Regions from separate parts of the Homo sapiens genome. Here all the other regions are linked to region 3. A link is a loop called in an ENCODE intact Hi-C map of the cell type or tissue named here. Cell type or tissue: endothelial cell of umbilical vein. All regions are shown on one strand.

Evidence for each region. A loop is a pair of places that touch in the nucleus more often than their neighbours do. Peaks named below come from ENCODE experiments on the same cell type or tissue, not always from the same donor. Only the 100,000 strongest peaks of a DNase experiment are listed, where the experiment ranks them.
Region 1: it touches region 3 in a loop (2.7-fold over the local background); 5 of 110 quality-filtered maps call a loop at or near these places.
Region 2: it touches region 3 in a loop (4-fold over the local background); 37 of 110 quality-filtered maps call a loop at or near these places.

Annotation. Positions count from the first base shown.
Region 1 is chrX:39,752,373-39,760,372 of GRCh38, forward strand. It overlaps LOC105373178 (a long non-coding RNA gene), which reads left to right and starts at 7,465. Exons shown (of 3, transcript XR_949026.2): 1 at 7,465-7,554. RefSeq lists enhancers at 274-1,473, 2,319-3,268. In endothelial cell of umbilical vein, no CTCF peak of the experiment used is centred here; DNase peaks (open chromatin) are centred at 1,129, 3,529, 5,819, 7,449 and 1 weaker place; H3K27ac peaks cover 6,502 bases.
Region 2 is chrX:39,809,840-39,817,839 of GRCh38, forward strand. No RefSeq gene overlaps it. Among named protein-coding and RNA genes, the nearest start is that of MIR1587, 24 kb to the right of the region's middle. RefSeq lists enhancers at 4,817-4,876, 6,842-7,757, 7,758-8,000. In endothelial cell of umbilical vein, a CTCF peak has its summit at 4,727 (motif pointing right); no DNase peak of the experiment used is centred here; H3K27ac peaks cover 537 bases.
Region 3 is chrX:40,103,702-40,111,701 of GRCh38, forward strand. LOC107985687 (translation initiation factor IF-2-like) reads right to left here and starts at 2,785. Exons shown (of 1, transcript NR_171574.1): 1 at 1-2,785. It also overlaps a transcript of BCOR not described here. RefSeq lists silencers at 1,240-1,419, 1,510-1,759, 2,340-2,449, 2,690-2,859, 2,870-2,929 and 1 more, enhancers at 2,190-2,239, 3,425-4,181, 3,655-3,799 and a cis regulatory region at 3,720-3,735. In endothelial cell of umbilical vein, no CTCF peak of the experiment used is centred here; DNase peaks (open chromatin) are centred at 4,570, 4,960 and 5,430; H3K4me3 peaks cover 4,121 bases; H3K27ac peaks cover 3,907 bases.

The DNA.
Region 1 (8,000 bases), 350 kb before region 3:
CAGGAGATTGAGACCATCCTTGCTAACACAGTGAAACCCCGCCTCTACTAAAAATACAAAAAATTAGCCGGGCGTGGTGGCAGGCACCTGTAGTCCCAGCTACTGGGGAGGCTGGGGCAGGAGAATGGCGTGAACCCAGGAGGCGGAGCTTGAAGTGAGCTGAGATTGCGCCACTGCACTCCAGCCTGGGTGACAGAGCAAGACTCAGTCTCAAAAAAAAAAAAAAAAAAATTACTGTTGTTTAAGCCACCCAGTCTGCCATTTTTTGTTATAGCAACCAGAGCTGACTAACACATTCCCTGAAAGAAACAAAGACAGAAGGACTGGGGGAGAAAGAAGACCCCAGGCCATCTTCACTTCATGGTCAGTGACACAGGGCAGAAGGATGGGAGATGAAAGGAGGGAGGGAGGAAGGAAGGGAAGAAAGAAAGGAGGAAGGAAGATATCGTGGGAAGGATCCGTACTTTAGGGCTCAAAGGCACCTTCACTTTCCTACCCCATCTCATCATTACTTCTTGTTTCCTCCATCTCCCCTTAATAGAGTCATGCAGGAAGCCCTTAGCTACTCTGCTGCCATCTGCCCTGTTTGAGTACAAGCCCAGCAGAGCTGCACTGCAGCCAACATAGACAATCTGGCAGGACTCCAAGACTTCCGGGTTAGGATCCCAGCTTGCAACGCGTTACTGAGCAATCCTTCATCTTGCATTCATTCAGCAAATTTTTGATCAATATTCATTCCGCAACTGTGGACCTAGTCGCAGCACTGAGCGAGGTACATGGGGTCCCTGCTTTCTTCTTCTGCGGGAGATGGACAAAGAACAAATAAATGTACAAATGTCAATTGGTAGAAAGTCCTATGCTAAGAACCAAACCAGGGTGCTGTGGTGGAGTGCCTGGGGAGCTCCCTCTGGTGAAATGTAAGCTGAGATTGGGAGGACACAAAGAAGCCAGCATGTGATTATTGGAGGAAGAGCATTCAAGGCCAAGAGAAGAGCTAGTACAAAGGCCCTGAGGCTGGAATGAGAGAGGTATGTTCTAGAAAGAGCAGGAAGGCCAATGTGCCTGGAGTTCCCCAACCGGGTGGGAGGAGGGGGAGTGAAGAATGTGATAGGAGATGACATCACAGAGCTCAGCAGGTGCCAGATCACATAGGGCTGGGCACACCAAGATAAGGAGTTAGGATTTCAGCTGGGGTTAGGAAAGGAGGTGACGTCATCAGATTGCCATTTAAAAAAAAAATTGCTCTAGCCATAAGATACTATTAGTTTTAAAGGGAAAAATAATAACATAGTGAAGAGAGCAGGCCAACACCACCTTAGCCAAGTGATCAATGTTAACATTACCGGTAATGGAACAAATGGGCATCACGTGCCTCCTGATACGATGCATGGAGGACACCCATCACTTGAGTGGCATTCCTGCGAAACATGCAGTATCTGAATCTGATCACGAGAGACATCAGACAAAGCCCAACTAAGGGTCAGTCTATGAAATCGCCAGCCCTTATTCTTCAGAAGTGTTCATGTCATGAAAGACAAGGATAGACTAAGGGACTATGCTGGATTATAGGACACACAACAACAGATTACACAACAGGCACACAACAACAGATTACAGTGTGCAATTCTGAATTGGATCCTGAACCAGAGAAATATTTCTTTTCTTTTGTTTTGAAGGACATTAGTGGAGCAACTGACAGGATTTGAATAAGATCTGGGGATCAGGTAACATCTGTGTAAATATCTGTGTATATTTCCCAATTTTGATAAACCGTACTGTGGTTATTTAAGAGAACATCCTTGTTGTTTTTGTTTTTAGGAAATGCACCCTGAAATATTTCAGGGTTCAAGGAGCATCATGTCTAAAATTTAATCTCAAAAGCTTCAGGGAAAACAGAAATGTGTGTGTGTGGAGAAAGCACACAAAAATTGGTAAAAATGTTAACATTGGGGGAATCTGAGGAAAGTAGATTCAGGAAGTCTTGGCACTCCTTTTGCAAGTTTTCAAGTCTGTAATTATTTCAAAATCAAAAGTTTACAAAATAAAAATTAAGGCTGGGCACAGTGGCTCATGCCTGTAATCCCAGCACTTTGGGAGGCCGAGGCAGGTGGATCACCTGAGGTTAGGAGTTCAAGACCAGCCTGGCCAACATGGTGAAACCCCATCTCTACTAAAAATATAAAAAATTAGCCAGGTGTGGTGGTGGGTGCCTGTAATCCCAGCTACTCAAAAGGCTGAGGCAGGAGAATCTCTTGAACCCAGAAGGCAGAGGTTACAGTGACCCAAGATCATGCCACTACACTCCAGCCTGCGCTACCGAGTGAGACACCATCTCAAAATAAATAAATAAATAAATAAAAATAAAGTCCACTCTGGCTGCCGGGTGGAGCATAAATATTGGGGGAGGGGCAGCATCAGGAGAGGTAGGACCAAGGATGGCCTAGGGTGCCGTGCTAGGAGGAGACAGGGCCAAGGCCTTAGAGTGTACAGAAATCAGGACCAACAGGCTTTCCATCTTAGGAAAGCCACTCTGTCCCCCACCATGCTGCTAACAACGGACCCAGCCAGTGCCCACCAAATGGCTCCTGCAGCCTTCCTTTGCAGCCACACTGAAAAGCGATCAAATGTGAAATCCCAGGGAGGCCAGAGCAATGCGGCCAGCACTCAGCTCCGGGAGGCTGGTCAGGGAAGGGAGAGATTGGCTGCAGCCCCTGCTGCCCTGTCACCTGTATCCACGAGTGTCCCCCACTGTCTGTTGCCCCCTTGGCCGGCCTCAGCCCCTCAGGAAATAAGACTCTCCAGGCCCCAGCAGGCCTTTTGACCCAAGCCGGGGCAGCCGGGGCTCAGTTCTGAAAGAATAAAGGAACAGGCTTTCTCAGGGGGCTGCCCCTCCTCGGCCTGGTGCAGGGGACACGTGGCACAGCCAGCAAGGCTGTCTAAACAAGCAGGGGTTGAGCTGCACACCAGGCGCCACGCTCATTAAACTGGGGGCCAGCCGCAGGGCTAATCAGCCAAGCGCCTCCAGACACCGTAGTCTTGCAGGTGGATGGTGCCCCTCTGGCCTGCACACGTCTCAGTGGAGGCCGGGTAGTCTCAGGATCCCGGACAAACGAGCCAGAAAAGCCTCCTTCTCCCACCCTACTCCATCATGCGCAGAAACCAACAGTACTGTGGGGGAAGGACAGAGGGAGGTTTACACTCCCCACACGATCGCCTTTGGGAAGGGAACTCTGATGGACTCCCTCCCCTGCTAGGCAGTTCACCATCAGACACCCACAGCCTGCTTTGCTGGATTAGAGGCAGCAAAAAAAGGAGGCCAAAATGTAGTCATGCTGATAGATTGCTATCAGCAGGCCCATAGGAGAGCCTGTTCCTTTATTCTTCTGAACTCTTTCATGGAGACGCCGCCGGCTCAGGCATGGTGACTCAGACGCTCCAGAATTCGGAGCAGCCAGGACCATGGGTCTGGGTGGGGACGTCAGCCTGTGTGTCAGGCCCAGCCCTGGCACCCAGCCAGCTGGGAGGCTGGGAGGCTGGAGGTTTGCAGGCTCATAAAAAGAAATCGCTTGTTCCTCTGCCAGACAAGAATGAGCCAGGTCCGGCGGAGAGAGAAGAAAAGCACTGCTGCTGTGGGATATTCATGCCCAAGATAGTGTCCTTCTGCAGCTCTGGAGGCTGACAAAGATCTGCTTCTTCGGAGCAGGCAGCAGCCACATCAGGGAAGAACTGCACCTCTGACCCACTTGCCGGTGACCCAGTTGCAGGAGAGGAAACTGGGGCGCCAGGAGATGGGATGACTTAGCCCCAGGTCCCCCACGAATGCCTGCCCCCCGACTTCCCTATGGCAGGGTGGACACTGGGAAATCTGAGGACACAAAGAAATGATAACCCATGCCTTCCAAGTTAGTCCGGCCCCTCAGGCGTGAGTGCTCATGCGTTTTGCCCAGACTGGGGCAAGCCTTAGATGTTTTCATATTTTTCAGAATCTCTCTTCTTGACTTGAAATGGCACGGCCAAAAGCATTGTTTCTCAAAGAAGCTACGGATGTAGGACCAGTCTTGTTTGTGTTTGTTTGTTAATTAATTCCAATCCGTTATGGACAGATACTTCTGTAAAGTACAATAAAAATGATTTGCTGGAAAAATGAAGCAGAAAAAAACACAACATAAAACACAAGCCCAAACCTCTACGGTTAGATTTAACAAACACACACATACTCTGTTGACTTGCTATAAAAGTTTCTAAACACTTGCTCCCAGTTTCTGTACTTAGCTCACTGAGGACAGGTGCCAGACAGCTGTGGACTGGCACTCACCCACCGAGCACACTTCAAGTAGCGGCGGCAAAAAGTCAAGGTCAAAGCAGATGGGTTCTGGCCGGGCACGGTGGCTCATGCCTGTAATCCCAGCACTCTGGGAGACCAAGGCGGGTGGATTACCTGAGGTCAGGAGTTCGAGACCAGCCTGATCAACATAGTGAAACCCTGTCTCTACTAAAAATACAAAAATTATCTGGGCATGGTGGCAGATGCCTGTAATCCCAGCTACTCAGGAGGCTGAGGCAGGAGAATCACTTGAACCTGGGAGGCAGAGATTACAGTGAGTCAAGGTCACGCCATTGCACTCCAGCCTGGGCAACAAGAGCAAAACTCTGTCTCAAAAAAAAAAAAAAAAGCATATGGGTTCTAATTCTAGCCACCTCTATCACTAACTGGCTGCATGCCTTTGCCCTCAGCCATACTCTCTTCTTTTGCACATAGCCAACTCACGAATCTACTCACACTACAGTCACATGTGCAAAAGAAGATCTCATTTCTTTACTTTGTCTATGGAGGATCCATTCTTGGTCGAGCATAGCAAGGCAGGGTGGGGTGATGACATTTTAGTTGTACAGAGTAGACTAAGTGCAGTACAATTGTTTAAATGGTCCTTTTAGGCAAATGCCCAGGCTCTCCCAGATTCCCACCCCACCACCCCTCTCTTCTACAAGATGGAGTTTAGGTGTATGGAGGAAGGGAATAGAACTTATGTCAGTGTTTCTCAAACTTTAATGTGCAAACAAGTCCCCTGGGGAGCTTGTGAAAAGTGCACATGCTGATTTAGCAGGTCTGGGGGCAGGCCTGAGATTGTGCACTCCTACCAAGCTCTTGGGTGATGCCAAGGCTGCTGGGCCTCAGAGCACACTTTGAACAGCAAAGGGGCATGAGACCTTACACAGGCAGAGAAATCAGGTCTCATTGCAGTGGAGTGGCTGGTCTAGGCTGCCCCTGAATGGTAACTGCTGAGGTGCAGATGGCTCTCCCTGACTAAAGTCTGAGGCTGGACAACTCCTGGCCCAACTCTGGGTGCATGCACTGTCATCCCCATCACCCAGACAGGCCAGCTGTGCTTCCCCTTGAAGACTGTGATGTCCGCCATCTGGACGGTGACCCAGGCCCACGGGGCCTCGACACACCTACTTTCCACCATCCCCACACAGGGGCACCATCGCCAAACCCAAGGAACTAAGGTCAGCTCTGCTTACCACACCATGCCACTCATTGAGTTTTTCTTAAGCAGAGTCCACTGGATGAATGCGGGGTGCCGCCTTCATACTGTGTCCTCTCCCAACCCTCCCTACAACCGGGAGCAAACATACCACTGCCTGAGGCATGCCCCCTCCCCTCTCCAACATACTTCCCTCCCTCGGGGCAGATCCCAGAGTAGATCACATTGCTTCCCCCAGCTCCAGCTCCATCTTTCCACAGTCCTCCCAGACCGGAGGAACAGCCTCTCCTGATGCCTCTTCCCATCCCTCTTGATACACTGAGTAGGAATTAAAGGAATGTAGGAAACCCTTTTCTCTCCACACAATGCCTGGCTTGCAACCCTATTTCCTCTTTGTGGATTCAAACACAATCTAATTTGACCAAAGCTGAGCAATGTCTTCATTCGTGAGCACTGGCTGCCGTTTATCGAAGCTCTGACATCCATGGGAAATACTGAAGTCCAATAAAAATACTGCCAAGAGCCAGGCGTAGTGGCTCACGCTTATAATCCCAGGATTTGGGGAGGCTGAGGCTGGAGGATCACTTGAGGCCAGGAGTCTAAGACCAGCCTGGGCAACGTAGCGTCTCTATTAATTTTTTAAAAAATACTGCCAAAAATGACTCCTGCTCCCTGTGAAATTCTCTCTCTAGCCCTGAGAATCTATGAAAGGGCCATCCTCTTGCCAACTTAGAAGCAGAGCACATTTCCTAAGGAGGCTTGGAGCTGAGGGCTTGGATGACCCTATCCTCCCACAGACAATCCGTAAGCACCTAGTGGGTGTCAGGCACCAGTGGGGGACCAGGGAGACAGGTGAGCCACACAGTCAAAGTCCTGCTTCCAAAGTGCTCACAAGCTTAGAGTAATGACATCACCACCATTACCTATGGTGACACTGTGATCTGCCACCCGGCCTCTCAGCTCTCAACCACATCAGGGTCTGTCTCAGCTGCTGAGAGCCGCCTGGCTGAAGCAATGGCCTCCAGGGTCAGCCCAGGCCCAAGGACTGATGACTGCAAGGGGATCACCTGGGGACAACTCAGCATCCCTGGCTGGGTATGCTCAGGTTCAGGGCAGGTCATCCCTGGCTAGGCTCCTGCTCATCACGTGGCCGGGTGCTGGAAGAGCTGCACCCAGATGGAAGACGCGTGCCAGTTGCAGAGCTGCGAGCTGTTGGCTGGGGCCTTGGCGCCCTGGCTGATAATCCCACGCTGTGTAACCCTGGGCTGAGTGTGCTACACCAAGAAGGGGAGAAGACAGAATATTCTAACAGGCTGTGGGCCCCCGCCGCCATCTGGATCTCGGTTTCCTCACCTCTGAGGGGTCTTTTCCAGTTCCAATATGCAAATGGTTCATCACTCGCTGTAGAATAGAATCAGAGCTGTGATATGCTGTCCACGTGGCCCACAGACTCAGGGAGGGTCTGAAACTCTGCCAGGGCCTACTGTGCTCCTTTCAGAGGAGCACCACCCCACCCAAGGCACCCCAGGGTGTCTCAGGAGGGCGGCCCAGGACCACTCCGAATGCACTGAAAGCTGACTGTGTTCAGTAGGGGAGAGGGGCCCCTTCTCTAAATATTTTCTCTCCAGGTTTGGCTGGAGACAGTCACAGCCGGTCAGGGGGCTCAAAGAGGCGCCAGGCCTGCCAAGAACCACCTGAGGATGGCGTTTGTGAGGAAAACCCAGGGAGCAGGGCTGGCCCACTCCCAGGCAGCAAAAGTACGGGGCCACCCTCCCCTTCCTGGGTTGGAGCCAGGGCACCCACTGTGGCTGGAAGGGAGAAAGGGAGTTGTGGGCCCAGGCAGCCCCCAGAAAACAGCCCGCAGCCCTCCAGTCAGCTGCCGCGTGTTTGTTTTCACAGCTGCTCCTCCAGCTCGGCTGTTCCAGTGAGCAAAGGAATCTGTTTGTCTGAGAAAAAGAATGTGGCAGAGAGGCGGGAGGCAGCCCCAGGCAGCCCCGGCAGCCTCCTCAGCTTCGGAGCTCACCAAAACCAGCCAGCCACCTCGGGGAGTCACCCAAGAGCCTAGATGGTAAGGTCACAGACTCAGAGACACCTTCACCTCCCCCGGCACCCTCCAGACAGCCCCGCTCCTCCGTGGACCAGGGCTTTGCCCAGAGACCTTGGGCAGGTGCCAGGCTGGCAGCCTGGGCACACAGGACAGAGACCCACCCGCCTGAGGTATTTTATTTACTTCTTTCTCATTCACAGACAACCCCCCACCACCCACACCACACACCACACACAAACACACACACACACACACACACACACACACACACTCTGAGAAGAAAATCAGTCAGCTGTGTGTATGAGGAAAAAGCTCACAGGACTGAAAGCAAACAAGTCTGCAGCCAGGCCTGCCGTGAGGGTGAAGACGAGCAAGCAGAGGGGCTTTCTGCCTCTCTGCAAGGACGCCCTAGGCCCCCTACCCTCGCCCCAGCCCCCAGGCCAGCCTAGTCCCATCCTAGACAGAAG
Region 2 (8,000 bases), 290 kb before region 3:
GCTCACTGCAGCCTCAAACTCCTGGGCTCAAGAAATCCTTCTGCCACAGCCTCCCTAGTAGCTGGGACTACAGGCACATAGTACCATGCCCAGCTAATTTTTAAAATTTCTTGTAGAGACTGGGTCTCACCATGTTATCTACCCAGGCTGGTCTCCTGGCCTCAAGCAATCTTCCCGCCTTAGCCTCCCAAGTCCCTGGGATTACAGCCATGAGCCACCGTGCCTGGCTAAAGCTAAGTCTTACAGATTTCCATAGGAAAGGACCAGGCAGGGGGTGGCAGGGCTAAAGCACAGAAGTGGGAATGGCCCTGGCATATGCAGGCAGAGAGAACAATCCACAGAAAAACAGGTTTTGCTTATATTTCATTTAGAGGATTTTCTAATACAGATTCAAGTCATTCAACATTTACTGGTACCTACTATGAGGTACCTGCTATGGGCCAGGCACCATTTTGGGACCTACAGGGGATCTGGGGCTAGTCCAGCAGGACGAAGGACCAGAACAAACAAAGTGACATGTCTGCGTTTGGGTTCCTCAGTAGCCGACCCTGAGATAAGGGTCTAAGTACAAGTAGTATATCTGGAAGGAGGCAGGGAAGGGAAGGTAGCCAATGAGCAGGTTACTGCTGTGGGCAACTGGGGCACAGTCCCACTGGGGATCTGAGAGCTGGCACAGAACAATTACTTGGGAATATTCCATCCATGGAGTGAGGGAGCTGGGGTATTTATCCACCAGCTCCCATCAGTCATTGGTTGAGGGCTGCTCCCAGGGAGCATTAACCCCCTGGCACCTTCTGCTTGACAGAGAAGGCTCAAGTGGTCAGAAACAGGCTCCAGGCACAGGGATACAGGTGCTGGCAGCTGTGTGCACAGAAATGGTAAGCACAAGGTGACATGGGTGAGGCATCAATAGTGTCTACTGCACATGTGACTGAAAGGGGACAAAGAGGATATGGACCTGTGGCCTCCATAAAGACACCAGGACAAAGTTTCCAAAACACTCATCGGAAGATCCTTGGGGTTCAAAATGCTGAGAGCCGGGGCTGGGGAAGTAGTACATCATTTCAAATAAAAGGAACATTGTGAACAAAGACAGCTGAGCAAGGATCATGTCTGGGAGCTGAAAAGTGTGATTTGGCTAAAGTATAGTGACAAGGAAGGTCAGAGGTAGGGACCTGAGCCACACTGTGGAGAACTCGAATGCCAGGCAACAGCTTTAATCTTCATTCCACAGGCAATGAGGAGCCATTGAAGGTGGTTGAGCAGGAGTGGCATGGAGAAGTGTTGTAGGAACACTAATCTAGCCAAAAAGCAAGAGGATAACTTGGAGGTAGGGAGACTAGGTTAAAAAAAAAAATTCCCCAAATGAATGTTAGCCACAGTGGAGATTATTTCGGAAGGGAGAGAAATGAAGGGGGCTCCCTGCAGCTCTGGCCCCAAGAGAAAGGCCCCTGAAAAGAATTGCGTGGGAGCTGCTAAAAGGGGGACCAGCTCCTCGCCTGCATGGCCTGATTGTTCCTTCTGGCAAAGATGTGGGCCCACTCATTTCTCTCCTATTTTCTTTCCTCCAAAAATGCTTTTGGCCTCTGGTTTCCGAAAGCTTTGCTCAGTGAGTTTAAACAGCATCTCACAGCATGGCCGAGCAATAACAAATGGCGCCTGGTGGCTCGCCTGCTGGTGGCTTAAAAAACAATTGATGACTTTTAATCAGCTGAATGAGCATGGGACAAATGACAGCATGGCCTGAATGCAGCCCAGACGTCATCGGCTGACATCAGTGGGGAGGAGGGAGGTGCCCTTCTGGTGAGCTTGGGAACAAACAGGAGCAGAGGCTGGCGCTTGAGGCTCCAGGAGGCAGCTCTGCTCTCACCCCAAAGCGGTTGCCTTCTTCTCTCCCTTCTGGGGAGACCAGGTGAGCCAAGGGCTGGGGCACTGGAAGACCGGGGTTCAGGGTCTCCAGATGTCACTTGGTAACTGTAGGCATCAGTTCCCCTCCAGACCTCAGTTTCCCCCTCTGATAAATGGAGGAGATGAAGGCAAGTTTGTGTCTTCTGTTAAGCCGCCCCATATGTGGGATAGCTTTAGACTGAATCTCTAAAGGACTCAAGTGAAGGTCTGTTTATATATCCTGCTCCTATCAAAACTATCAAAACCATCAACACTCCCCACTGCACGGCCACTTTCCCCCACCTCCCCCTACCCACACACCAAATGGATACTCACCAAGCATTCCTTTTTTTTTTTTTTTTTTTTTTTGAGACGGACTCTTGCTCTGTTGCCCAGGCTGGAGTGCAGCAGCGTGATCTCACTGCAACCTCCGCCTCCCGGGTTCAAGCTATTCTCCTGCCTTGTAATCCTAGCTGGGATTACAGGTGCGTGCCACCACACCCAGCTAATTTTTGTATTTTTCATAGAGATGGGGTTTTGCCATGTTGGCCAGGTTGGTCTCCAACTCCTAAGCTCAAGTGATCCACCTGCCTCAGCCCCCCAAAGTCCTGGGATTACAGGTGTGAGCCACTGCACCCGGCCTCACCAAGCATCTCTGATAAAGGAGTGCAAATTTGAGCAAAGGAAGCAAAAATGGCAGGAATGAAAATAAAGGTATTTGTTGAGTGCTTACTACATGCCTGGCCCCGTGCTATGTGTTTATAGGCATTATCTCATTATCCCCATCTCACATGAGGTGAGGTGGGGAGGAAACAGGCTCGGAAGGGTAAAGGAATCTGCCCATAGTTCTACCACCAGTAAGTGAGGGACACGAACACATGCCTACCTGCTTCCAAAGCGCTTGCCCTTCCTCACTTTTCCAGCCCAAACTGGGACACAGGAGCAACTTAAGAAAGTAGGCTGGGGGAAAACTTGACCTGATGCAGGAACATATAAATTATATTAAGAAATGCCACAGGTCACACCTCAGTCACAATCACAGGAACGCAAGACCTTTATGCCATGAATCTTCCCTGACCACCAAAATTTAGGAATTAAGAATCTGCTTCTTAGGATTTTTTTTTTTAATCCTGTGCTTGGTCCACAGGAATGGACACTCCCTCCTGGCCAGCTTGCCCACCCTCCAGGCCACAGTTTGCACACTGTTTGTCTCCCCGAGAAGAGCTACCCCTCCCTCCCTGGCTTATGCTGGGCTTTGTGCGAGATGGACCCTGAGATGGTGACTGGTGTATAGGATCCTGATTGGAGGCTGCTGTCAGGAACAATGCCTGTGAGGGAGAAAGGGCTGCAGGATGGGGCAGAGGGAGAAGCTGAACTACAGTGCAGTTGCAACAGAGGCCTCAGTCAACTCCAAGGCAAGTTCTGGGGCTGGGATGGCCCTTCAGAGATGTCCTAAATTGAGGCAAAGGGGTAAGTCCTTGCATAGTCTCCCCCGCCTATAAACCAGTCATTGAATGAGTTGCCCTCCCGGAAGGTGGCAGGGCGCTCCCTTGGACAAGGCAGCTCAGCCAGCTCCTATCAGCTAAGGACAATTCCAAGTGGGCAGCGGTCCCCACCCAAACCTTTGAAGGGGGTAGTTATATGGTGTGCTCCTGAATCCACCATCCCATCCAACAAAACTCCTGCTCATCCTTCAGTTGGCAGCTCAAGCTTGACCCATTCTTTCTGAACTCCTAGCCACTCCCTGAGCCCCTAGACTCGCCACTATTTCCATCCGCAATGATGGCCCTGCTTCAGAAATGTCAGATAACTCCTTACCCTCCATCTCTAGACAGTGAGAAATGGAGATCACCTTTACCACCTGTTCCTGGCACAAAGAAGCCTCCCCTAGGTGCTGAGTAGATGGATGTTGCATGGGAGGTGCCAGCAGGCCCACGGGAATGTTCCAGCTTCCACAATTTCCTCTCTATCAGTGACTCAAAGTGTCTACGTTGTTTCTGCCGATGACATACAAGCACAGAGAAAGCTTGCTCCCACAGCCAACCTGGCAACCTCTCTTGGGCTCAGGCCAAGAAAGTCCTGTCCTTGTTCCCTTCCCTGTCCAGTGTTCTGCTGTAAGTCCACTTCCTAGCTAAGAGGGCCAAGCACATTTAGAAGCCTCCGTGCCAGGGAAAGCCCAATGCCATTGCCAACTGCACTACATCGCCGTTCTTCTGAAGGAAATTACTATTGATCCCACAGCTCTCCTCCCCATGCTGTTTGCCGGGGACAGCCAAGGATTCCCGTGCCAGCTGGGCTCCCACACGGCTCGACTGTTCCTGCACCAGATGGCCAGACCAACACCCTCTGGCTGCCGCACGCTCCCTGGGAGACGAGGCTCTGACGTCTATCAGCCTGGCTTTTTGTGCACAGGGACGCCGGGGTCAGGGATTACAGGGCCAATCACATTACACTAAAAATCTCTGCACAGCGTAAAGATTTCCAAATCCCAGTGGTTATCAGTGTAACCAACAAGGCAGGGAAACTGTTTCTATAGCCTTAACTTTCACTGCTCTTTTCACAAATATCAGTTGAATGCCTCCGTGGTCTGAGGGATGCAATGGTAAACAAGACAGTCCCTACCCTCAAGCTAGTTATAGTCTACTGGGGTATAGGTTAGGTAACCATATCATTTATTGTTCAAACTAGGACACTTTTGAGAAAGTAAAAGGGGTGTTTTTATCGTTAAACCAGGGTAGTAGGCATAAATAAGGAGGTGTTCCAGGCAAACCAGGATGTTTGGGCACCCCAGATAGAGACACAGCATGACCAAAATGGGGGGGAGTTCAGGTCATGGGGGCATAGTACTGTTAGGTGGCGCCACAAGATGGCGCAATTGAAATACTCGTAGCTTTTCTTTGTTTTTGTTTTCTCTCTTGAAAACTAATTTTTCTTTCCATTGCCACAGAGCCAGTAGAACCCTTCCATGGTGTGCTGGAGCCAAAGGGTACTGGTTTGTGAGATCAGATCATCAAATTTTCAGGAATTTTTGCCAATTGGTTACTAAGCATAGCCATTAATAAAAATTAAAAGAAGTAAAATAAAAAATAGAATTATAATTAAAATAATTAAAATTTAAAATGGAGTAAGTCATATTAAAAACAAAGGTAATAAATACTGAAAACTCACACCTTCCTGACTGCTTTGCTACAGTTTACTATTATTTACTCTCATGAGGTTATTTACCCTTTCATGACTGTGTGGTAGAAATACTATGTAAAAGGCAGGGCATGGTGGCTCACACCTGTAATCACAGCACTTTGGAAAGCTGAGGCAGGTGGATCACGAGGTCAGGAGTTCGAGACCAGCCTGGCCAACATAATGAAACCCCCTCTCTACTAAAAATACAAAAATTAGCCAGGTGTGGTGGCGGGCACCTGTAGTCCCAGCTACTCTGGAGGCTGAGGCAGGCGAATCGCTTGAACCCGGGAGGCGGAGGTTGTAGTGAGCTGAGACCACACCATTGCACTCCAGCCTGGGTGAGAGGGTGAGACTCTGTGTCAAAAAAAAAAAGAAAAAAGAAAGAAATACTATGTAATGCTGTGTCCGTGTCTTTTCAACTCCATGGTCAGCACCATCACGTGGGCAGCTTGAGACTGGCTGTGGTGGGAGTATTTGCATCATGGAAATCAGCAGATACTACAAGTCAGGGCTTGGGGGGCAGGGAGCCAGTTGTTAAACATTTACTAGCACATCACCAGAATCATCATTTAAGTTCAATAATTTATGTGGCTGATTTCATGTACTCTGGGCAGTTCTATCACATTCCCCAAAATTATAATGTCCGCTCTCACCCAAAACAACACAGAAAGTTGGGGGAGGAAGGGGTTATGTTCTTCCCATAACCTAATCTGAACACTGAGGAAGGAGGAGCCCACACAGTTTAGTGCTAAGTGCCACAGTGCAGATAGGTGAATCAGGGAGTCCACCGCCAGGGTCTAGACTGCTGTGGAAAGCTTACCCCCAGGGACAGATGCCTAACATTTGCATATTCAAATTGACCAGTGGGGAACTCAGGATATCTTGTCTGTGATTGGTGGGATGACTTAGGGACTGCCCATGGGTACCACTTGTGCTGTGAGTCAGGGCCCCAGTAGCAATGGATGGCAGACTCAGCAAGAGGGTTAACTGACAAGAGTTTGTAAAGGGACTATTTACAGAGTTGTGGGCAGATTACAGAAACCACAAGGGATAGGGAAGTACCCTGGGACTAGCAACAATGGGAAGCTGCCACCACTCCCTGGACTGAGGGAGCCAGGAGTGGGGGCTGTTAGCAGAACCTGGAAAGAGCTGTAGGTGAGGGCTGCTATGGGACGAGGAACGCAGCCACCACCAAAAGGGCAGCCCAGCTGTGGAAATAAATACCCAACCTCTGACTCCTCCTACCTGCCTCCCATTGGCCAAGCCAACCAGAAGCCAGTGGTCAAGGCAGCCCAAGGGATCCAGTCCCCAAGGATCAAGGATCAGCCTCCTGGGCACAGAAAGTGGATGGGGTGAGGGGAGGGCAAATAGATCTGCCCGGCCAATATGGTGCTGCCCCTACCAGTCTGCTGGCTTGAAGAGGATGTGCCAGAGACCACTCACCTGCATGGCTGGCCCAGTAGAACAAACCACAGGCTGGCTGTGGGCCTAGAGGCAGGCAGGCCAGCCGGAGCCTGGCAGAGATATACCAGAGTCAAAGGAGGGCCATCCAAGACCGTCCAGTTGACCTAAACGTGATGTGGAGAGGGATGTGTCTTAGCTACACCTATGTCCAGAATTAAGCCTCTGCACAGGTGTGGATTTTACCTCGAGGCTAATAAAGCTTAAAGTTCAGGGCCTTGACTCGCACAGTCCCCTTCCAAGGCCCTGGTAGGGTCCTAGCAGTTATCATTTGTACCTCTGCACTGTTTTTCTTCAAGAAGGCCCCAAAATTCACGTAACTTTTAGGCCCCCAAACTTGGATCTGACCCTGCAGCTGCATTAAGAAGAGATTGGGCTGCTATTCTGGTTTCTCCTTCCAGGGGGTAAGTTTATCCGCAGGGTACAGGAGGGCAGAAGGGACTGTACCTCCCCACAAGAGGGGTTTTGCCTCCGCTCTGCTTCTCTTGGAGGAGCATTTCCCAAGCTCCTCCTCCTCACCTCGTTCTGGGAGAGGGTTAATAGACGTGGGGGTAGGAGGCCTCTTGGGGCCAAATACTTCTGGAAAGATTGGCGGCCTCTCCACTGCCCCCCACCCACCAACCTCCGGAAGATTCACAATGTACATTAGCATAGTAAAGGCTCCAGATAAAGAAAACGTTTGGCTTTGTTTACTGTGGGGGTTGCCCATACTTCCTGGAGCTTAAGCTGAAAGCGAAAGGATGAGTAGGAGTCAGATAGTTGTAGGAGTCAGATAGTTTTAGGAGTCAGAGGGTTTTAGGCTTGAGGGTACAGCCCCAGCAAAAGCCTCGCAAAGCCCGGAGAACTGGAAGAAATTGCTGCTGGAAGGCAGAGTTTGAGGTGGTGGAGCCGGGAGGGATGGACTAGAGGAGCCCCCCAAGCAGGCCTTTCATCCTGAGGACACCGGGCGACAACGCGCTCAGAGCTCTGAATCAGAGCTTCCCTGAATCACAGGCAGAGCTCCCAGCTCTCTGAAGGCTTGGCATGCTGCTGTTTGCATCCTTCCATCTGTTAGCGATGTTTCAGGCTGGGCAGGCATTGTCCTCATAGAGTTTCTCCCCCATTGTCTCTGCCTCTGCTCACCCCAAAGCTGGCAGAACCACAGCGCCCAGTGGCCTCTGGCTGCAGAGGGCATGAGGACTTCAGGCTGGTTTCCCAGAAACAGGAGGGTTTGTAGATAACCCTGATACCCTATGACCAAAGGCACCGTTCCCAAAACCCCTGCCCATGGAGCTATAGCCTAGTGCTGCCAAGTAAAGTTTGGTTCTGGAAAAAACAATTAGCCTACAGGGGTAGCACTAGCTGTTTCTGAAGTTCTACAGCCCAGGCCACCACTGGGTGCTGGCCTCAGTCCCATGAACCTTCAGCCCTGCCAATGAGAAGAATTCACAGATTTATTGTCTTCTAGAAAGGTTGGGGGACACATTCCTCCA
Region 3 (8,000 bases):
CCAGAGACCTCCTTCCTCCCGGTTTAACACACTAGTGTTTTTTAGCAATTAAGGCGAGAAGGGGGTGGGGATAAAGATAAGCCAATTTTTTTTTCCGCCATGCAAGTGTGAGAGATAAGATAACGCTAAGCTGGGGCAAAGCGGCTGCTTACAACCTCCCCTTAGCGATTTTGATCGGTCACTTCTTATCTCGCAAAAATGCTCTTTTCGAAAACTGGATCAAAAAAGAAAAAGAGAAAAAGAAAAGAAAGAAAGATTTTCATTTGGAAGTGACATTTAAAACCCACCTCCCCTCCACTGACAACCCACCCCCCATTGGCGGGGCTCCCCAGGAAAAGTCGCACCTCGACTGCAGGATTTCAGGCTTTCTCGCGGGGGGCAGGATTACTAGTGCAATTAGGCTGAATAAAACCAGGGATGCGTGATGAGGATTTATCCTGTATCCAACCCAAGCTCGCGGCTGGGTTTTCCTTCTCTTAGTTACTGGTCGATGTTTGTGTTTCGCCATCGCACTCAGTGCCTTCAAACTAAACAGGTAGTTATACTTGGGAGGGTCATATAACTATGTCAACATGAAGTGGTTGTTAATGCGAAATAAGAAGAAACTCTTCTGATATTTATAGGCCCCTATAAAGGGAGAGAAAGGAAATCACACTCCCTAGAACCCGAAAGCTCCCAGCCGAACCGGACCCTCGGGGAGTTTTAGAAATCCTTCTTTCCGCACAGGAATTTCGCGAAGGGGTTTCCGGAAGACTTTGTCGAGGAAGGTTTTGGTATCAGACTCCACGACCTCAGAGCGCCCTGCAAATTCCCCCCGGCCCAGTGGCTAGCCCCAGAATGCAAACCTCAAGGCGGGCGCCCCAGACCAAGCTGACCTAGCCTCTGCCCACCCCCAGCTCACAACCCCGAGGCTCCCACCCCCTGCCCCCGACCGGGTCGGCACCGTGGCGTCCGGCACATGCCAAGTCTACCGTCTCCAAGCCAGGCTGCAAGATCCAAAGGTTGGGGCCTGCCGCGGACGGATTGTCCCTGGGGAGCTGAAACCGCCCAGCGGGGAAACCCCTCCTCTCGCCCTTCCCCGAAAAGCTTGGCCGCGGTCTAAGCTCCGAGCAAGCGGGTATCCGCTGACAGCCGGGCCTCACGTAAGGCCCACACGCGTCCCATTAGTCAGCCCGAGTTCCCCTCGGGCGAGCCGCCTGGCGCGGCCCCAAGGCCGGGCTCAGGCGGGGAGAGGGTGCGGGGCCGCAGCGAGCTGCGGGCGGAGGTGCGGGCTCCGCGGAGCCCGGCCAGGCTCGGTTCCGCGTTCCTGGGCCCGCGGGTAAGCTGAGTCGGCGGGGCAGGCCGCTCCCTGGCTGGCGCCGGGGCGCCAAGCTGCGCTTCACGTGCCCGCCATATCAGCAGCAGCGGCGGCGGCGGCGAGGAGGGGGTGCTGGGAGGCGCGCGGCCGTTCCCGCGGGGTCTCCGGACCCCGCCTCCCCGCCCCTCCCCGTGGGGGCTGGGCCGAGACCACCCTGCGGCCCCCATCCCAGCGCAAGCCGAAAGCGGCGCTGCCAGACGCAGAGAGGCTCCTGGGGCGCCGTTCCGAGAGCCGCGCGGCGGCAGCAGCCAGGGGAGGGTGCTCCTCGCGGCCGCCCCGCCGCCGCCGCCGCAGTCACGGGGACCGGAAGCCCTCGCGCCGCCCCGAGCGGCCTCCGCTGGCCCCAGGGCTGTTCCAGACGAGGGCTGGCCGCGCGTCACCCCTGATCCCTCCTCGCCCCAGGCGACCACCCGGGCCCTGCGGTATCCCGGTGTAAGCCGAGAGGACCCTTCCTGCGGTCCGATGAGATGTCCCTGTCCCTCTGCTACCACCATAAGCACGCCCCCCCGCACCGCTCGCAGCTCCGCAGCTGGGACCGGAGGGGCGCGGAGCCGCCACTCCGGCCGGGCAGGAACACCTGCTCCCAGGCCCTGCAGCTGGGCGCGTGCTGCTGTGAGAGGCTGCCTACTGTTGTGTGCAGAGATCGCGGAGGAGAAAATAGGGCTCCGAAGCTCAGGGCCAGGAGCAGCCAAGCCTCGGCCACCCCCATCTCCCACCCACTGCAGGCGACAGAGCGCGAAGCCAGAGGGCCTGCTGGGGGCCCGGGTCTCCTTTCGAAGGTCGAAGGGCCGCCACCCCTGGGATCCGGCTTCTGGCCTGAAGAGGTCGTTCATAAAACAGATGGGGCAAAACCTGTTTTGGGAGCCTTCCCAGTGTCCGCCCCCGCTCTCCAAACCAGACACACTCATCTCCCCCTCAGCCCTACTCTAGCCTCCGGCGGGGGACGGGAGTAGGTCATGGCGGCACCGGTACTCCACCCGCCCCCCTCCACGTAGGGACGTAGGGTCGGCTGCGGGGCTCGGACTTTGCCACTCCACCTAGGGAAGGGCCAATGGACGCTCCCCGTCTCCTCCGTGTCCGGAGGAGATCCGGCGGCGGAGCTGACCTGCAAGGCTTGCCCTGCCTCACCCACCCCCCACCTCCGTCCCACCCTCCCCGACTCTCCTGGCCCAGGGCCCGGCCCGGGAAGGCGTTGTTTTGCCAGCGGGAGCCGAGCGAGTGCACAGAGAAAAGCCTCCCTACTCTAATGAGAGTGCACACAGCGCTGCAGCGAGGAGGATGATTACCCGGCGGGCGGGGGGCGCGGGCTCGGGCCGCGGGCGGCGTGTGCGGCGGCCCCGCGGGCCCGGAGTCCCCGCCTGTCTGGCTGCTAATCGCACGCTTTCTGCTGTTACGGAGGCAGGCGGGAGCCGGCGGCCGAGCCCAGCGCCGACGACTCGGCGGGTGACACGGAAACATGGCGCAGCGCCCCTCCCCCGCCCGCGCTCCCGCCTCCCGCCCTCCCCGCGCTCCCGCCTCCCGCCTCGCACTTCCTCCCGCCCGCGCGGCTTTTGCAGTTTTAATGCTCTGCTTTCGGCCTGGCACCATTACGCTAGCAGCCGCTTCTCCGCGGCCCCGCGCGTCTCTTTCCCCTTTGTTTTCGGGGTCTATAGAAAACGTTTGCTTTTGTCCCGAGCTCTCGTTAAACCAAACTTGTGGTGGCAACGGAAGGCGGTGCAGGCGGGGAGGGGTCCGGGGATTTTGGCAGTAGCCGGCCAGAGCGTGGTGGAAACTTCTCTCGCTGGGTTCTCCGCTCCCTCCCACTCCCCCTCCCCAACACAGAGCCGCCGGCCTCCCGACGCTTCTCCCTTCGCCCCCGAGAGGCCCCAGTGCTCCAGGAAGGTCTGGGCCACAGAGACTGTGACCAGGGGTGAAGAACTCAGAGTGCGTGTCTGTGAGCCCCGAGGTTTTGGCACTCGATGACCTTGCTCCCTGCAGCCCCGACTTACCTCTTTCCCTTTGGTCATTCGGGGCTTTGTATCAGTCGGTGAAGAAGGGGAGGGAAGAGAAAGTGTTTCTTTCGTGCGTGTGGTTTTTATTTTAAGGATTTGTTGGAATCTGTCACCCCCAACTGCACAGCCCCCTCCCGTATAGGATCTAGGGCGAAAGCGGGGAAACGTCGGATTTAGGGGGAAAGGGTCGGGTCAGAAACCTAGCCCTGGAGGCTGGATCGTACTCTCCTGGCGGGCTCAGCCACACTTGGTCGGCACGCGGGGCGGGGCGACCCAGCAGAGTGGGGGACGCAAGGGCCAGGTCCCTCGGTCCAGGAGACGCCAAACGTTCCAACCTTGGAGCGAGAGAGCAGGAACCCCCGCCCCCACCCAAGCGCGCGCGCTCCCTAGCTCGACGCGCAAGCCGTGGCTCTCCGCGCCAGAGCTGCTCAGGCGGCAATTTTTTAAGCCTGCAATTAAGCGAGGCGTCGCCGTGTCCTCTGCTAGTGTCGGTCCTGTCAGTCGCACATGGCCTTGGTGCTCCGGTCCGAGGCCCCGCGATTAGTCACAGGCTCGCTTCGCTCCTTCCCTAATCCGCCTCTGCAGGCAGCCTGGGGACGCGGCCGACTTGGCGGCGCTGGCAGGGAGCCACTGCCCGCGGGGCGGGCCTCCTGACCAGTGCCAGCCCCGCTGCGCCCGAGCCGGCGCGGGCCCTGGGGTGCGGGTTTGGCGCCCCTCCCCTCTCACAGCCCCCTGGCTGGGGTGGCGGCGCCCCTCCTCCTCCCGCCCCTCTCCCGGGCCTGCGAGATCTATTTGTGTGGTGTCATTTGCATAAAAATAGGACAAGTGTTTCTGTGCGTTCATACGCGGGAGGCGAAATCCTTATTGATGTGTCTGTGTGGAGCCTTCGATTGTCGGAGCGGTTTGATTTAGGGTGTTTGTGTTGCCTTCTACAAGAAAGGAGAGAAAGTCCTTCTCAACTCCTTCGGCGGCCTGGGCCCCCAGAAGCATGTCCCTCTGCGCGGCCGGAATGGTCCACCACTTGGGCCCCAAGCGCGCCGGATCCACAGCGAGCAGGTTGAGGGCCAGGCGGGAGGCCCATTATGACTCATAAAATCGGGCGGCCTAATCGCCAGCTGCCAACCCATTTACATGTGGAGCTTCCCAATGCTCCCTTCGCCCGGGCCCGGCTTCCTGAGGGTTTGCCCCGACACAGCTAGAGCCGCCAAGTGGGAGCTAATCTAGTGGCCTCTCCTTCCCGTCGGCAGCGTGGCTTCCCTTCCCCGGCGACCCCCGCTCTCTTGGCCTACTGCGCTGCTCGCCAGCAACTCCTCAGCTTGGACAAATAGCTGGGAGGGCGCCGGCCGCGCGGAGCCAGTAAATCAATCATTAACTCCCAAGCGAGGCCTGGACCAGGGGAGGGAGCGGCGGCCAGAGCCGAGTCCGCGAGGCGAGCGCAAAGCCTCCACCGGGGTTAGGAGCCACCCACGCGCCAACGAACCGGGTGCGTGAAGGCGGGTCCCGCCATGGCCTCCCGGGCCCCTCCAGAAGCCTCCGCCCGCCGGGCCTTTCAAGCCCGCACCTTGCCTGGCCAGGCAGGTCGCGTTACAGCGCTGCCCCTGGGAGAGCTTGAACATTAACGAGTCGCCTCGGGCCTCAGCGGCCTGCTCTCCACAGGAGAGCGTCCCGCGCTTGGGCAAGCTCCTCGGATCCGGCCGGGCTCCTCCTGGCTCAGGCTTGCTAAACCAAACTGATCGCACCCTGTATCGACCAATCTCCCTGCGGCACCCTCTTCCCTCAGCCCACGGTGGAGCCGGCACGCAGGGGGTTAAAAGCCCCGGTTCGCTCTGGCTCCTCGGCTGCGAGGAGAAAACGCTGATCAAAGTGCTTAAGGGGAAGGTAACACATGCACATTCGGTCCCGGGTCGAAGGAGGCCGACTGGAGACGGCTCCCGAGCCACCCGCCTCGACCCGCTTCCCACACTCCCGGGAACGCGGCGGCGGCGGCGGCCCTGGCCCGCACGATTCGCTCGGCGGAGCGCTGCGCTGCTGGGCTGGGAGGGCGGCGGGGAGGAGGAGAGACGAGGGGGCGGGAGGCGAACCCGGGCTGCGCGCCAAGAGGCCCGGAGCCGCAGATTAGTCACCGCTCGGCTCTGCGCTCCCGGGTGCGCCCGGGAACCGGGAGGGCAGGCGTCGGCCCCGCTCAGCCGGGCTCCCCGGTCCTCGGCGCGGGTGCCCCCACCCCCACCCCCGCGCGCTCCTGGCGCGGCTGGCTCGACTCTCGGGGACCCGCGCAGCCGAGATCCACTTGTCAGGTCAAGGGCAGGACAGAAACTCTGCAAGCGGAGTCTTGCTTGCGAACAGGAAATTTCTCCTTGATGAGGTGCTGCCCCTCCCCCACGCCGGGCTTCAAAACAAAACTCCAGAGCGGGCGGCCAGGTACCCAGCCTCGCTCGCCATGGCCGGCGACCTCCGCTCCTCGGCCCCGGCCCCGGGCGGCGGAGCCAAGCCAACAGAGCCGGCGGACGGACTCGGCGCCGGCCCCGCGGAGGGCGCCAGGCTGCCACCCTCCGGGGCCCGGACGGGGTCGGCGGGGGTGCGGAGCCCCGGAGCCCCCGCGCCTCCCCAGGTTCTACAGCCACCGAGCGGTTTTGCGGAGCTGCCCGAGGCCGCCGGGTCAGCGGCTCCCCGGAGGGCGTGGGGGGCGGGGAGGCCGCGCGGCGCCGCCGACTCGGCGAATCCCGCTGCGGGAGCCCGGGAGGGCTGCGAGCTCGGCCTGGCAAAGTTCCTGTGGAAACTCCATGTTTTGAAACTCCTGCGGCGTCGCAGAAGGAGGGGGAGAGGGGAGCGCGGGAAGCGCGCGGGGGCGGTCTGCACCCGCCTCTCCCCGCCGGGGAGTGGGTTCCGCGGCCCCCCGGGCCTCATGGGAAAGCTGGAGGGCGGGGACGGCCGGGTCCCCGGGCCCGTTCTTTTGTGTGTTCTCTCTCTCTTCCACACTCTAAGAGAAATTTATAAACCCGTTTCATTTAATGAATTCACCCGGGAGAGGAAGGCTGCCTTTTTAGGGACCATGATGTTCAGGGTAATTTCGTATTTGACACATGTAAATACTTAGTACTCTCAGGTAAGGTCAAATTATTTATCATCTTAATTTATATTTCAATAGGCCTACAATTTAGAGGCGAGAAATGCCTCCTTATGAATCATTATGGTCTATTAGGGGAAGTAATGTATAAACAGCACTATTTGGGAGGGAATCACTTATGTTGACATTTAAATAGCTCTTCAATAGTTAAAAAAAAGACATTTGAGTGTCTTTGATTAAATATACAATTTACAAGACCATCAGCATAGCCATCAGGAATATAAATTCTTCTTGGAATTTTTATTTATTTCCAATTTTTGAAACCTTCCAGGGCATGCGTGTCATTGAATCCCTATGGGGGAAAAAAATCTTAACATTTCAGGCAAAATATTCTCCTCTCCCCTAGCTTCCTGTCTTATCAGGAACTCAGGGAACTTCTGGAACTCTGAGCACACTTCACCAGCAGGGACCACAGTGGGAAGTTTGTAGATCCTGTACCTCTAAGACAATCAACCATTTTCTTTTCTTTTCTTTTTTTTCTTTTTTCCTTTTTCTTTTTTTTTTTTTTTTTTTTTTTTTTTTTTTTTTTTTTTTTTTTTTTTTTTTTTTTTTTTGAGACGGAGTCTCACTCTTGTCGCCCAGGCTGGAGTGCAATGGCATGATCTTGGCTCACTGCAACCTCCGCCTCCCGGGTTCAAGTGATTCTCCTGCCTCAGCCTCCCAAGTAGCTGGAATTACAGGCTCCCGCCACTACACCCAGCTAATGTTTTTGTATTTCTAGTAGAGACGGGGTTTCACCATGTTGGTCAGGCTGGTCTCAAACTCCTGACCTCAGGTGATCCACCAGCCACGGCCTCCCAAAGTGCTGGGATTACAGGCGTGAGCCACCACGCCCGGCCGAGAATCAACCACTTTCTAACAATATTGCAGCCAATTTGTGAAACAGCACAGCTTCCCTGCTGGAGTTGAACCTTCCAGAAGGCCAGTGTCTGTCCATCCATCCTGATGTTCCCGCAGCACCCAACATAGGATCTCACACTGTTTTAAGTCATCGTTTCATACCTGCTAAAATATCACCTTCTTAGAGGCTTTTCCTTGCTGCCTCCACCCTCACCCCCCATACCCTTTCTTGAAAGGCCCCTTGTTATACTTCTTTGCTTGAAGCATCACCCATCTTTATAATGCCCCTTCTTAACCTCGCATCTCCTTTGCTGGTTCCCTATTTATCTGTTTCCCTGTACACCTGGACTTCTTGAAAGAGGTGTCTCCATCCATGTGGAATTTCTGCAGGCTTACCTCATGTTCACTCTAAAAATCAGCTAGTCATGAAGTTATTTTAAGACACTGGAATAAGTGCAGCTTTGTTTATAACAGCATAGGATTATAAACAACCTAAAGAGTCAGCAGTGACATTGATGGCACATGCATACAATGGAATATTCTGTAGCTGTTAAAATAATAAAGAAGATCTGCTCTGTGTATTGATATGGAAAGACCCCCAAGGTCTACAGTTAAGGAAAAAAAAATAAGGTACAGAGCAGTGTGTACCATCTGCTACAGTTTGTGTAAAAACAAAATAGGGGGGAAT